2 separate regions of the Mus musculus genome follow, and region 1 is linked to region 2. The links are chromatin contacts, found by Hi-C or POLR2A ChIA-PET in ENCODE. All regions are on one chromosome and are shown on one strand. The core of a region is the stretch at or near the end of the contact, and the rest is flanking DNA. Distances in the headings are between cores, read along the strand shown. Region 1 holds the start of Kif3a (kinesin family member 3A). Region 2 holds the start of Septin8 (septin 8).

Region 1 (6,085 bases), core at 2,062-4,561, 48 kb after region 2:
GCAGATTCTTTTTTTTTTTTTTTCTTCTCTGTGTGTAGCCCTGGCTGTCCTGGAACTCACTCTGTAGACCAGGCTGGCCTCGAACTCAGAAATCCGCCTGCCTCTGTCTCCCGAGTGCTGGGATTAAAGGCGTGCGCCACCACTGCCCGGCTAAGGCAGATTCTTCAATGGGCTGTGTTGAAGGATTGGGATTGGGGTGGAAGAGAGACACTGGGGTTTGAGCAGAGCAATTGTCAGAATTCTGTTTCTAGTTGAGAGGAGGAAGCCTAGATGGAGCCTTTCTGTGTATATGTGACAGGGATAGTGTGGAGGAAGGGAGGCCAAGAGGACTGGGGAACAGGACTTAAACTTTGACAGAATAAACTTAAAATATCCGTTATGCAACCTAGTGGACTGATGCTCAGGGGAGAGGTTGGGTGGAAGGAGGGTGGATCATTGGTTCTTCTGGGCCAGGTTCTGCACTAGGCTGTGGTGAGACAGGTGAGACTCTGGACTTACTCCAAAGTAGCTCTGTTTTTGCTGGTGGTACAGGAAATAAACTTACAAGCGCAGTCATTCTGGAAGGCCTGCTCCCCATGCTTCTGGATCCGATGTATGATGGCCATTTTTCTTTTATGTTAACTTTTGTATAGTATTAATAATTTGATTTTTTTACACAACCAAAAACCTTTACATCAGTGGAAGGCATTTGAACATAAAGCAATATACTCGAAACGGATTCATTTCAGTCTTTCAGCAAACATTCAAATACTATCTCAGAGAAGTAACACAAAGAGGAAAAACCATCTTAAAGTGTCTAGCCTCAAGAGGCTCGTGGTGGCCTATATAGCTCTGTGTAGTATAGTATGATGTAATGTAACATACATTCAAATGCAGGATCTTACAAGGTAAAATAGGCATAACTAGGAACATGAATTCTGTAGCATAAATTTTTTGCAACCTACTTTTAAGAAGGGTTCAACCTCTCCTCTAGCCTACCACTCAGCAGAGGGAGTGGAAGAGACACGTTATTAGGATGGAGGGAAGTGGACCTGTTCAACGATAGTTCTTTGGAGGTGAGCTTGATCTTCTTGGTCAGCAGATCAGTCCCATAGCAAATACCAAATACAACTCAGCAGCTTCAGACCAGTCCTCTAGGCAGGCAGACACCAACCATGAACCAACAACTACATTCCAGTCCTCTTGGCAGGCAGACACCAATCACGAACCAGCAACTGTAGTTCAATCCTGGAGAAGTTGCCAGGCTTGTCAACCGGCCTGAGGAGAGGCCTTAGACGCAGCAAGCTACCATAGGAACCTTATGAGCAGTTTCTTTGTTGAGTTTCTCTCAGTATCAGAGTTGAGCTCAATGTAAGGCGAACCAATACATGAATGTTGTTAGAGAAGAATATTGAGGTGGAGCAAATCAAACCAGTGCTCTGTGCTCGTCTCCCACTGTCAGCGGGGTCATGTTTCTACTCCTTCATCACAGGTCCTTTCATGAGTTTGCTCTATCCAAACACCCTTTCACCTGTGTCTGCTTCAGGAAAACAGTCTTTCACGTGTTTGCTTTAGCAAGACATCCTTTCACCTTTGTGCCCCAGCAAAACATTGCTTGGCATAACTTTCCAAGGAAACCAGAACTTTCCACTTCAAGACTCATTTAGAATAGAGACATCTTAAAAAAAAAAAAACCAAAAACTTTAGTGGCCAGCAAGATTGCTCAGTGGGTAGATGTGCTTGCCACTAAGTCTGACTACCTCAGCTCCATCAGTGAGGTCACACAGGGAAAGAAGAAGAGGAGACCAACTCCTGAAAGGTGTTCTCTGACCTCCACACATATGAGCTGTGGCATATGCGTATTGGACCATACACTTACATAAATAAGTATAAAACTGTAATGAAAGGATAGGGGGTTGTCATTTATTAGCAACAGCTGTGCAATGGTGGTCTACATGACCATAAGAAATGGGTATTTTACCTTCTCCTACTCAGCATCTTTGAGAAGTAATACAAAACATGTTTCTAATAGTCAAGACTAACTGTGATGTATTGAAGAGGAAGTTTTGAAAGAAGACTTTTTTTTTCTTTTTTTTTGAGACAGGGCTTCTCTGTGTAACCATGGCTGTCCTGGAACTCACTCTGTCAACCAGGCTGCCCTTAAACTCAGAAATCCGCCTGCCTCTGCCTCCCAAGTGCTGGGATTAAAGGGGTGCGCCACCACTGCCCAGCAAAAGAAGACTTTTTTACAATTAAGTATATGTGTGTCTCTATGAGTGGATATATGCATGTGAGTACAGTTCCCACAGAGACCAAAAGAGGGCATGGGATTCCCCTAGAGCTGCAGTTGTGAATGCCTGACCTGAGTGCTGGGACCCTAACTCCAGCCCTTTGCAAGATCAGTATGCATTCTTAACTGCTGAGCCAGTTCTTCAGACCCAAGATGAACATTTTGAATGTTAACACAGAACACACTTTATAATTACTTGCAACTTAAACTCTCCTATAACTTCCGGGTGTGATGAAGATGCCTTTAATGCCAGCACTCGTGAGTCAAAAGATCTCTGTGAGCTCAAGGTCATCCTGGTCTATCCAGTGAGAAACCCCCCCCCCCAAGACAAACCAAAAACAAAACAAACTCTCCCATAACTGAGAAACCCTAAGCAGTTCTGTTGGGCAAATGGCTATTTAGACGGAGCTTCTCCTTTGAGTTAGGTCTCAAACTCCCAACAAATGGTTGAGGTGCCTTTTTCACATATTAAAGCAGACCTGGATGCTCCCAGCATCCCTCAGTCCCTACCTGTTACAGGGTTGGCTGGCATAGTCCACCCCGTGAACCTTCCGGCCCAGGTGCTGAGCTGCCCTTCTGGGGTCCTTCCCTATATAATCCATCCATTTTGACTCTGCTGGTCATTTTCACTTTTTTTCCCCCTTTACCTTCCTGGCCTGTTGGTCTCCTTGGTCTCCGCTCTCTCCTCATATGGCTGGATCAGGGTCCTGTTCATTCAAACTTTTGGTGCAGACAGATAGTAGAGATAAACAGAACCCAACCCCTGATATTCCTCATAAAATAAGGAGTCATCAGAATCTGGTACGCTATTGTCCACTGTTGTTTTCAATATTTGGGACACTGCCAGCGCCGGAAGCTCCTGGCAGTCTGAGCGGGTCAGATGTCCTGGTGGCCTCAACATGAACCAGCTTTACAGAGCAGAGCGATGGCAGCACCCCGCAGGCGTTGCCCCAGTCTAGCGTCCATGGAGATGGACGCGGAAAGGCCTTGCGCATGCGTACTTCAAGAGCCCAGGACACCCGAGATTGGGCGGGGCGAGCTCAGAGTGCGCCTGCGCACTGCCCTCTGTAGCTGTGTGAGCCGCAGTCTCTGGAGCGCTAAGGTGTTGCGGTCGCCTGTGGCCAGCCTCGCCCCCAAACCCGGTGTTGTTGGGCTGCATCCGGAGTGGGGACGTTGGCGGAGCACCGGACGCGGCCACCATGCCGGTGAGGATGGACAGTCGGCCACGGGGGCTTCGGCTCATCGTGTCGGCCCTGCTCGGGGGCGCGGCCGTTGCCATAGAAGCGCGCGGCGGGCGGGGCAGGGTGGCCAGGCCGGGAGGCCTTGGAGGAGAAGGGCGGTGGGGCGGCGGGGCTGGGGTCCGGACGCATCGGGGGCCGCTCGGGACCCGCCCAGTTGCCCCGGAACGCGTTGCATCTCGCCAGGCCTGCTCTGCCAGACAGAAAAGCACCGCGCGGACAGTGGAGGCTTGGTGGCTGCGCGTGGCCACCATGGTCTTGCGGATGCTCGGAACCCCAGAGTCTACGCTCTGGCCCCCTACTTCCCTGGGTATAAGCTGTCATTCCGAGCGGGCACCTTAGCTTATGGTGCAGAATGTAACCTGTAGGTGTCTTTGTGCGAGTATGCGGTGGCGATTTGGTTACCTCCTAGGATTTCACGGATTGTTATCGTGCCATAATAAGGGGGTGGTTGTAAGTCCCATTGGAGAAGACTTGAGCCATGGTAGATTATATATTGGTTATGGGGCCTTCGATGGTTATTTACAGCGTCTGGGCCCTTAGTTCCTACACATTTAAACTTTCCTTCTTGGGGTTTTTATCAAGGCAAAATAAATTAATGCACAGGACACTTGAAGGACAGGGCTTGACATTTAGCACAAAATGCTCAGTGTTTGTTTATATTTATTGCTTTATTGAATAATGAATATTCAACAAAGATTGCGCACTAGCCGTATATATGTTAACTATGCAGGCGGTAAGGTTGTGCTAGGTGTTTTTAATTCAATTTTTATTTTATGTGTATGAGTGTTTGCATGTATGTATGTATGTGCACCACGTGCCAGGGGAAGGAAGAAGAGTGCATGGAATTATTTGGAACTGAAGTTAAAAGCAGTAGTAAGCTGCCATGTGGGTGCTGGAAACTCAGCCCAGGTCCTCTGTAAGGTCCTCTGTAAGTGCTCTTAACCACTGGCCCATCTCTCCAGCCTCATTACCAAAGTTTTGACTTTGGAGAAGAGGTGAAAACCATATACATTTAACAGAGAAAAGACAGCCTTAATAAATGAAGTGAGTAATCTGCATATGGCAGAAATTGGATCTGGTGAATTGGAAAAGGTTTCCATAAAGGAATGCTGGCCTACAGATAACAGATCTACTTTTGTTTTCAAAAGACTTAAATTGCTATATTTGTGAAGTTTCTCAGTTTTAGCAGATGACTAAAATACTTAAAAATGCTTTGAGCCAGCTGGCCAACACTTTGAAAGGTTGAGGGAGGAGGATTTAGAGTTTAAGGCTGGTCGGGCAGTGGTGGCACCTTTAAACCCAGCACTTGGGAGGCAGAGGCTGACGGATCTCTGTGAGTTCAAGGCCAGCCTGGTCTATGGAGTAAGTTCCAGGAGAGCCAAGGCTACACATAGAAATCCTGTCTCAAGTTCAAAGCTATCCTTGGCTTCATAAAGAATTCTAGGCTGCCCCGTGCTTCATGGGACCCAGTATCAGAACAAAACAAAAATACTTTGAGGCAAATAAAAGGATTTTATGGGTTGAATTCAGACCCTTGATTCCTTGTTTGAATCTCAGATGAATATACCATGACAGACATCAGTCAAGGAGCAACCCAGAGTCAAAATGTATTCTTTAAAAGCTCTCTCTCAGAGTCTACTAAATAGAAAAAGCATTTGACCTAGTCAGAGAAGTGTTCCCATGGGAACTGCTGAGCTGAAAACTGAAGGATAAGTAGATGTCACCTAAGTGAAGAAGGGCATGAGGAATGTTCTAGACCGAAGGACTCGAGGAAAGTCCGCAGGGAAGAGGAGATCACGAAACTCTGAGAGGAGGAAGAGTATTTGGTAAAGCCTAGAGGCTTTTCTGTACCTCCTAAACATTTTTGGCTTGTCATCTGGGGAGATTTTTACATGGGGAATAATGTGATTTGATTTGTGTTTACACCATCGTGTAAGAGGGCAGACGGAAGGGTGGTTTAATTAGATTCAGGAGCGAATGTAGGTAGTCGACGAACGAAGGCCCAGGTGATGCTACCTAGCCTAGGGTGATGAAGGCCAAACTGGAGAGAAACATATTCATGGCAGTCCTAGGATCTTTGTCATGTAAAATTTTGACAATCAAAACTTCATATAAACGTTCATAAGACATTTTTCTCTGTATGTCATTGGCCTTCTCCGTCCTTAACTTGTCTTGGGTGGAGAGGAAAGCCGTATATGGAGGTATCACATGGTAAAAATCTTACAGATGCATTCTAGGAAATGAAATTAGATGTCATGGGAGAGCAAGAGACAAGGTCTCACTATATTATATAGGCTGGTCACAAACTCACAGAGATCCATCTGCCTCTGCCTCCAGGAGTTCAGGAGTTCTGGTATCAAAGGTATGTACCACAGCTTCACCTCATAGATTTTTTTTTTAAAAGATTTATTTATTTTATTTATATGAGTACACTGTAGCTATCTTCTGAGGGCATCGGATCCCATGACAGACGGTTGTGAGCCACCATGTGCTTGCTGGGAATTGAATTCAGGACCTCTGGAAGAACAGCCAGTGCTCTTAGCCACTGAGCCATCGCTCCAGTCCGACCTCAGAT
Region 2 (6,893 bases), core at 1,079-3,578:
TTCTTCGCCTTTGATCATGTGACTTTGGGACTCAGCCTACCCTAGCTGTACCCCTGGGTGTGTATAAGGACCACATGGAATACTGCTGCAGAAAATCCTACATGTGAAAAGATCAGTCTACTCACCTTGCAGCCCCCACAGACTATCCTTACTCCTTCAGAAGTGCAAACCCACAGCTGCGTGGACAGAGTAACTCACATAATATGAAAATCAGAGGCTTGGAGATGAGGAGAAAGTTTTCCTAGGAGAGTGGACACTTCTCAAGAGAGGGAAGTCACCAGTCTCCCTGGTGTGTGTGTGTGTGTGTGTGTGTGTGTGTGTGTGTGTGTGTGCCCAAGGAGGCCAGAGGCATCAGACACCCCTGCATCTGGAGTGACATGCTGTTGTAAGCTGCCCCACGATTTGGATGTTGGAAACTATGGGTCTTCTAAAAGACTGCTGAGCCGTCTCTCCATCCTTCCTCTTTTTTATTTGAGACAGGATCTGTCTGGTTGGGATTAAAGGTGAGTGCCACCACACCAAACTAAGTGGATGTTTTGAAATAACACTCGAGTGGAAATGAAAGGCCATTTAGAAGGTAGTCTAAGGCCAAGGAGGAGTGAGAAAGAAAAAGGCAGCGAGGAGAAACTTGCATGTTTCCTTGCAGCAACTGTTTCAGATGATGGAATCCTCAACCCCGCATGCTCTCCCCATGCACTCCGCATGCTCTCCCATGCACTCCCGGGGTCAGACATTAGGGCTAGAGGAGACACTAGCAAACAATGGGTTCCAATCACAATTTAAAGCCCCTTGCTTGTTTTTCTTCATTTTCAGAGACTTGAGGGACCCAGTTCTCTCCATTGTGTAGATCCCAGGGATTGAACTCAGGCCATCAGATTGGGTGGCAAGCAACTTTACCCGCTGAGCCACCTTGCTGGCTCATGGATACACGCCATCAGAAGAGTAGCTTTCATAGTAAGGTTAAGAAGCTGGGTGTGGGATGTGATTCAAACAGGAAAGTTCATCACTAATCCACCTCCCCACTCTAACCACTGTGCTGTGACCCCAGGTGTTTGTTTGCTTGTTTGTTTGGGGGGTGTCTTGTTTCTTTCTTTGGGGGGGGGTCACCAGACTGGCCTCCATTTTGTTTTATAATGGAGGATGACTAGAACTCTGAACTGTCCTGCCTCTAACTTCCAAATACTAGGATTATAAATGTGCCCCTCACATCTGGCTTATGCAGTGCTGGGGACAGAACTCAGGGCTTCCTGCACGCTAGCGAGCAAGCACTCTACCAAACTGAGCTGCACGGGGCCACATTTCTTGTCAGAGAACGTACAAGGAACAACAGCACGGTGGAGCATCCAACAAAATAAAAACACTGTTAAGAACTCCAAGATACTTCAGCTGGGTACCTTGGAGACAAGACATGGTTTGTAAAGAAAGAAGGGAAAAGCTTCTTCTCTCTTCAGAGAGAGAGAGAGAGAGAGAGAGAGAGAGAGAGAGAGAGAGAGAGACTGACTCTATGGAGGGGACAGGAAGTGTTCCACAGCACGGGGTGTGCCAAGTCCAGATGTGGTCTCCAGATACCTCCAGCAGGCATACGTTTCCACTGAGGGGAGGACAGGGTTGTTTCTCAAGAAGATATTGGGGGTGGGATGCACATTCGTGGGTAGTGGAGGGACAGAGGCAAAGTTTGCCTTACTATCAGGGAGACCTTAGGGAAAGGCAGGGAAAAGAAGACGGGGCGAGCTAGATCTTGTAGTCACTGAAAAAGTTTACGGAGCCTCTTGAGACGTTTGTGTAGGTTTTTTTTTGAGTGGTATGGTTGGCGAAGATGTGCGTACTGTGAGAACCAAGTTCCTCTCTGCATAATGCCATAACTCCAAACTCGTGGGACAAGCAGGGTGAGGATCACTAGCAGTATGCTGCGCATAGATGTCGAGTCCGCTTCCCAAACTGCATCTTTCTCCGGTTCATCATTGCGCAAGGAGCCAAAGGCTGCCTGGCAGGATGCACCGGTCCAGCCCAGGGCTCCCGCCCTAGCTCCAGCTTAGAGCATCAGGTGGGACCTATGGCACAGGCAGAAGAGGCTGAGGGATCTCTCTCGGACCTGCAGCGCATGAACCATCCGATCGGTGGTCCCAGTGCGTTTGCAGGTTCCTGTAGAGACAGTCAGCTTGGAGGCAGAACTCCCAGGGCACACGTAGCACCCCTCTGTGCTATGCACTAATCTGGCTTCCAAGGGACACTCAGCAGGCCTCGGAGAGGCCCGGGTCCCCCAGACGTGGCAGTCCGGGCCCCCCACCTCACAGACTACAAGTCCCAGCAGCACCCGCAGCTAGTACCTCCTGCCAAGCCGCGGAGACCCCCGTCGGTCCCAGCCGCGGGGAGTGCGCTGTGCTGGGGCCGAGCCGGGTAGGGAGGCCGGTCCCGCGGGCGGGGGCGGGGCCGGCTCCGCGGCTTCTCCCGCCGCCGCCGCCGCCAAGGGGAGTTTCCAGGAAGTGGCCATATTGGATCCATTCAGCCGCAGCCGCCCGGGCGGAGCGCGTCCCGCAGCCGGCTCATCCCCGCCGCGGCCCCGGCGTTCCCCGCAACCCGCCCGCCCGGTGCGCAGCTCGCCATGGCGGCCACCGACTTGGAACGCGTCTCGGTGAGGCCTGTGGCGCGCAGGGGCACGGGAGGGGGCGCGAGGCGGGCTGTCAGCACCGCGCGGCGGGGCCTCGAACCCCGGGACCCGGGAGCTAACCCCGGGAGGGTGTCTCAGAGTGTTGGGCTTCGCGCGATGTGAGCTCTTTCGCGGGAAGAAGCCAAGATCTGGGCTGATCGGGGCAGGTGTGAAGACAAGACTCGTGTCCAGAGGGGAGGATCCCGGACGCCCCCGACTCTTCTCTCCCAGGGTGTTCCTGCACCTCTGGGTACTTGCCTTTGCCGCGCAGGTGCTGTTATCTGGGTGCAAAGAGTGAGGATGGAGCCCCAGGGATCCAGGGATTTTTCTACCCCCCAGCACACACACACATTCCAGAAAGAGCTCAGGGGAGTTGCAGACTTTGGGTTGGAAGAACCCAGGCTCGCTGCTCATCTCCTCCACTGCCCTCCCGGGAACCTGGATCCTGGGTGCGACTCCAGACAGGTCCAGGGCCTCAGTGGTTGGCTCTGGCTCTGCGGCAGCCATTCCCAGGAGCTGAAGTGATTCCAGATCCAAACCATTGAGTGTTTGTTTGGGCCCCAGTCTGGACCTGCCTCTCTCTAGGCTGACGCCCCTTGGTGGTCCTAAGGGGGGTGTCTGTGGACTTGAGCCAGGCTATAGCATGCGGAGGGAGGCCTTTTGGGGGTTGTCTGCACTCTTGGTGTCTAAGGCTGGATTTGGGTGTGTCTGGGAGGCTAGGCTGTGACGGTGAAGGAAGCTGTGTCCTCTTGCCAGCATGTGAGGCCCTGGTCGACTGGAAGGGGAGGAGGGGAAGAGAGGGAGGAGGTGGAGGAGGGCCCAGGGCTGTTGGAGGGAGGGAGAATTCTGAATGTGTGACCGATAACGAATTGGTTCTGGGGCTAAATAAGGGAGCCAGGACTTATGTAATTTTGCTATAAATACTGTCATCTGAATTTATATATGCAAATTTCTTCTTTAATCTGAAAATACATTTGTTGGTCTTTGCGAATATGCATAACAAAGCAGGAGCTTTCATAATGTGTAGACTGGTGTGTTCTGTGCCCCTTGGGGAGGGGGCTGTGTGTCTGTTAAGTAAGTTTGACTTCATGGGTAACAGATGCAGAGGCTGGGCCAAACCAAGGTCCACTTCACTCCCGCGGCGTGAAATGCAGTACGTAAAATGGAATTTATGTACTGCAGGAAAACAGCTGAGTCCTTATAAACCTGCCTAGTGGATGGAGACCAAAAGGGGTGTGTGTGTGTGTGTGTGTGTGTGTGTGTGTGTGTGTGCCTGTCTGACGCTGTGTTTTCTGTGCTTAGCCGACCAGAAGGTGTGTCTGTTCTGTATTGAGGTCAGAGGTTTGTCTAGCAGTTGATCTTGCCGGATGAGAGTATGTGTAAAGCAGCCAGCATCAGTGGCCCGAGAGGATTCCTAGAGATACCACTTGTTGGTCATGGGACCTCTTGCAAGCTGTTTAACCCTCCGTGTTCTCATCTACAGAGTAAGAGAAAAGCGTATCTGCCTCATAGAGTTGTGTGGATAGTGTCAGGACATGATAAGGACTCAGTAAATACCCAGCTGGGTATGAGATGGCTGCAGAAAATGTGTTTGCCTTGGTCGCACCGTCGCCAGAGGTATCATCAGGGGGCCAGCTGAGCGTCCACATTGTACAGCTGGGGCTTGGGAAGACCTTGCCTCTGTTTGCTTATGGATCGCTTCTGTGGGAAGTCTTCATTATTATCCCCATACTGAGCCAAAGCACAGAGCGGGGACTCAAGTTCAGCTACGGCTGGAATCTTGGGGCCTTGATGGTTGTGCCAGAGGGATGGACGCCTTCCCCGCCCTCTGCGCTCTGGGCTGTCAGCCTCCTGGGAGGACTCAGATGGAACTGAATTTGGGTGGAGATGTCGGGTGGAGTTTGGCTGGAATTTAGAAGTCTGGTCTCTTTCGTCCCTTCCTTATCATCCTGGAAAGATAATTTCCTCTCTTATCATGTGCTAAGCCTTGCTGATTCCTTACAGAGGTGTTTTTTTTTTTTTTTTTTTTTTTTTACAGTTAACTGTAGTTTTGGGCTTATTGGAGACACGCTGGATATTTTGCCAGCTGCAAGGTTTGGCGGCACAATTGGCAGGTGTCGACTGCCCCTCTGGCTTGTGCAAAAGTGGGCTTCAGATAACCTGCAAACTGTCTTAGACTGGAGTCTACAAGAGCACACAGAAAGGTTTGGGCTGTAGTTTGGGGTGGAGAGCTTACTTAACTTGTGTAGAAAGCCCAGGGTTCAACCACCCAAGCTGCCTAGAATTTAAAATGAACTCACTCAGCAACGTACTTTGAGATGGAGGTGAGTCGGGGTCGCTCTGCATAGTCCTGGCTGTCCTGGAACCCACTATGTAGACAAGGCTGACATTGAACTCACAGAGATCCACCTGCCTCTGTCTCCCAAGTGCTGGGATTAAAAGTGTGCACAACCATGCCTGTGTGTTGGTATTTTGACTTACCCTTATCAGCATGGTGGATACACCATAGGCCTATATTATATTTTATTTATTTGTTGTGTGTATGTGACTATGTATGTATGTGGGTGTGCTTGTGTGATGGTATGTGTGTGGAGGTCAAAGGTCAACTTTCAAGTCTTTCATCATATGGGTCCTGGAAATGGAATTTTGGCTTTCAGGTTTGACAGCTGATGCCATCTTGCTGGCCCCACATCTCTGACTGGGTCCTGCTCAGCCTTAGGTCAGCTCAGAGGCTTAGGTTGATGGCTGTTGTATATGTCTGCAGGAGCAACCCTCAGCAGGTTCTGTCATCTCTTGTCTTCCTTGGGTCATCAGACTCCTGGCACACTTTTGGGGTCCCTCTCTTCTTAGACTCTGACTCTGAGAATCACTCTCCTCCAACCCTGACCAGCTCCTGTGACTCCTGTCTGCATCTAATGGGACAAGGTTCAGACTCCTAGGTGAGGGACCCTGTAGGTTCCGGGCAAAGTGAGGATGTGCGGGGGAGAGGGGAGAAACGTGAAGCAGCCTCATCCTTGGCTTTCTTCCCAGCCAGTCGCTCCCTCGCCCCCATCTCCGCTTTATCCTCAGCACCATCTGTTACATCCGTTGTCACCCTGTAATCTTGACACTTCCCCAAAAAGCATGCTATCCAAGGAGAGCCTATTTTGTCCTGAAGCTAGGTGTGGGAAGCAGGCTTCTCACCCCAGTGTGGCTCAAGGGCCCTGTTCCCTGGGCTCTCCCTATCCTGTGAAAATGACCTCGGCGAGACTTTCTGGGCAGAAAAGATAGCTGAGAAAAAGGTGCCTGTGAAGCCCCCAGTGCCGAGCATTGCAGGGTCACACGTGAATGCCACAGGCAAAGCCACGGCTCCACACCTTTCTCCAGGAGCTAGGGTTGCCTTTTCTTCCTCCCTTCCCTACCTAACAAACTATGAACCAACCTTACTGGAACCTTATGGAATGGATCAGAGCTGTGAGTCTGGTGAGGGGTTGATGACCCAAGGCAGCATCCAACCGTGGACTGTTTGGGACAGGAAGAAAGACGATGGCAAGAGACTGGCCACAGAGTCAAGGAGGATAAGCAGAGGAGGAGAACTCGGGGCTTGTCCAAAAGCTTTGGGTGGGCAGTGGATGTTTTGTGGTCCATCGTCTTTTTGCTGTCAGCAGGCTGAGATTTGGTGAGGAAGCAGAGTTTGGTTGCTGGTCATTCAACCATGGGCCCAATGCCCAAAGACTAGCTTCCACCTGAGTGCCCCTTGAGGTGATAGACTTTCGAGCCCTAGGATGAAATTGGGAGTGGTCTGTGTTTGGGACAGTAACTCCCGGACATATTTGTAACTGAAGCCCAGCTTCCTTGCGGCCATGCCCCAGAGCAAAGAAGCAAGGAGCAGCTGGCCTCCAGGTGTCTCTCAGGGCCTCTCCAGTTTCCTGCTTCCAGTTGCCTTTAGGGTTTTGGGACCCTCCCCACCCCCATCTTATAATGCTCTAGCTTTGTGTATAACCAGATGTGGAGCTGGTTGGGGGGGATGGGGGACGGGGGTGGGGTGGGGGAATGGGACACATCTGCTTGAAGAGTGGGTTGCTCTATTAGCTTCCATAGGCATTGTGTTCATCCTCAGGGCGCATGTGGGGAAGCCTAGCTGGGAGGAGGCAGCAGAGGACAGGGTCGGGAGTTTCTGGGCAGTAATACTGTTGGCATCAGGACCTCAGAAATCCGTGACATCACTTAGGCGAGACCCGCAGACCCGTTGCCAAGGCAACAGCCA

Evidence for each region. A loop is a pair of places that touch in the nucleus more often than their neighbours do. ChIA-PET counts read pairs that join two places held with the same protein, here RNA polymerase II (POLR2A).
Region 1: a map of heart shows a loop between it and region 2 (2.2-fold over the local background). The contact joins the promoter of Kif3a here to the promoter of Septin8 in region 2. A Hi-C loop is called at or near these places in 4 of 37 maps with a recorded cell type or tissue (CH12.LX, heart and left cerebral cortex). POLR2A ChIA-PET finds 5 or more read pairs at or near these places in 1 of 5 experiments (Patski).

What each region holds. Positions count from the first base shown.
Region 1 is chr11:53,564,058-53,570,142 of GRCm38, forward strand. It overlaps Kif3a (kinesin family member 3A), which reads left to right and starts at 3,312. Exons shown (of 18, transcript NM_008443.4): 1 at 3,312-3,474. The coding sequence starts at 3,469. It overlaps A430108G06Rik (RIKEN cDNA A430108G06 gene), which reads right to left and starts at 3,256. Exons shown (of 2, transcript NR_168001.1): 1 at 2,780-3,256; 2 at 597-1,657.
Region 2 is chr11:53,517,408-53,524,300 of GRCm38, forward strand. It overlaps Septin8 (septin 8), which reads left to right and starts at 2,329. Exons shown (of 10, transcript NM_001347496.1): 1 at 2,329-2,632. The coding sequence starts at 2,603.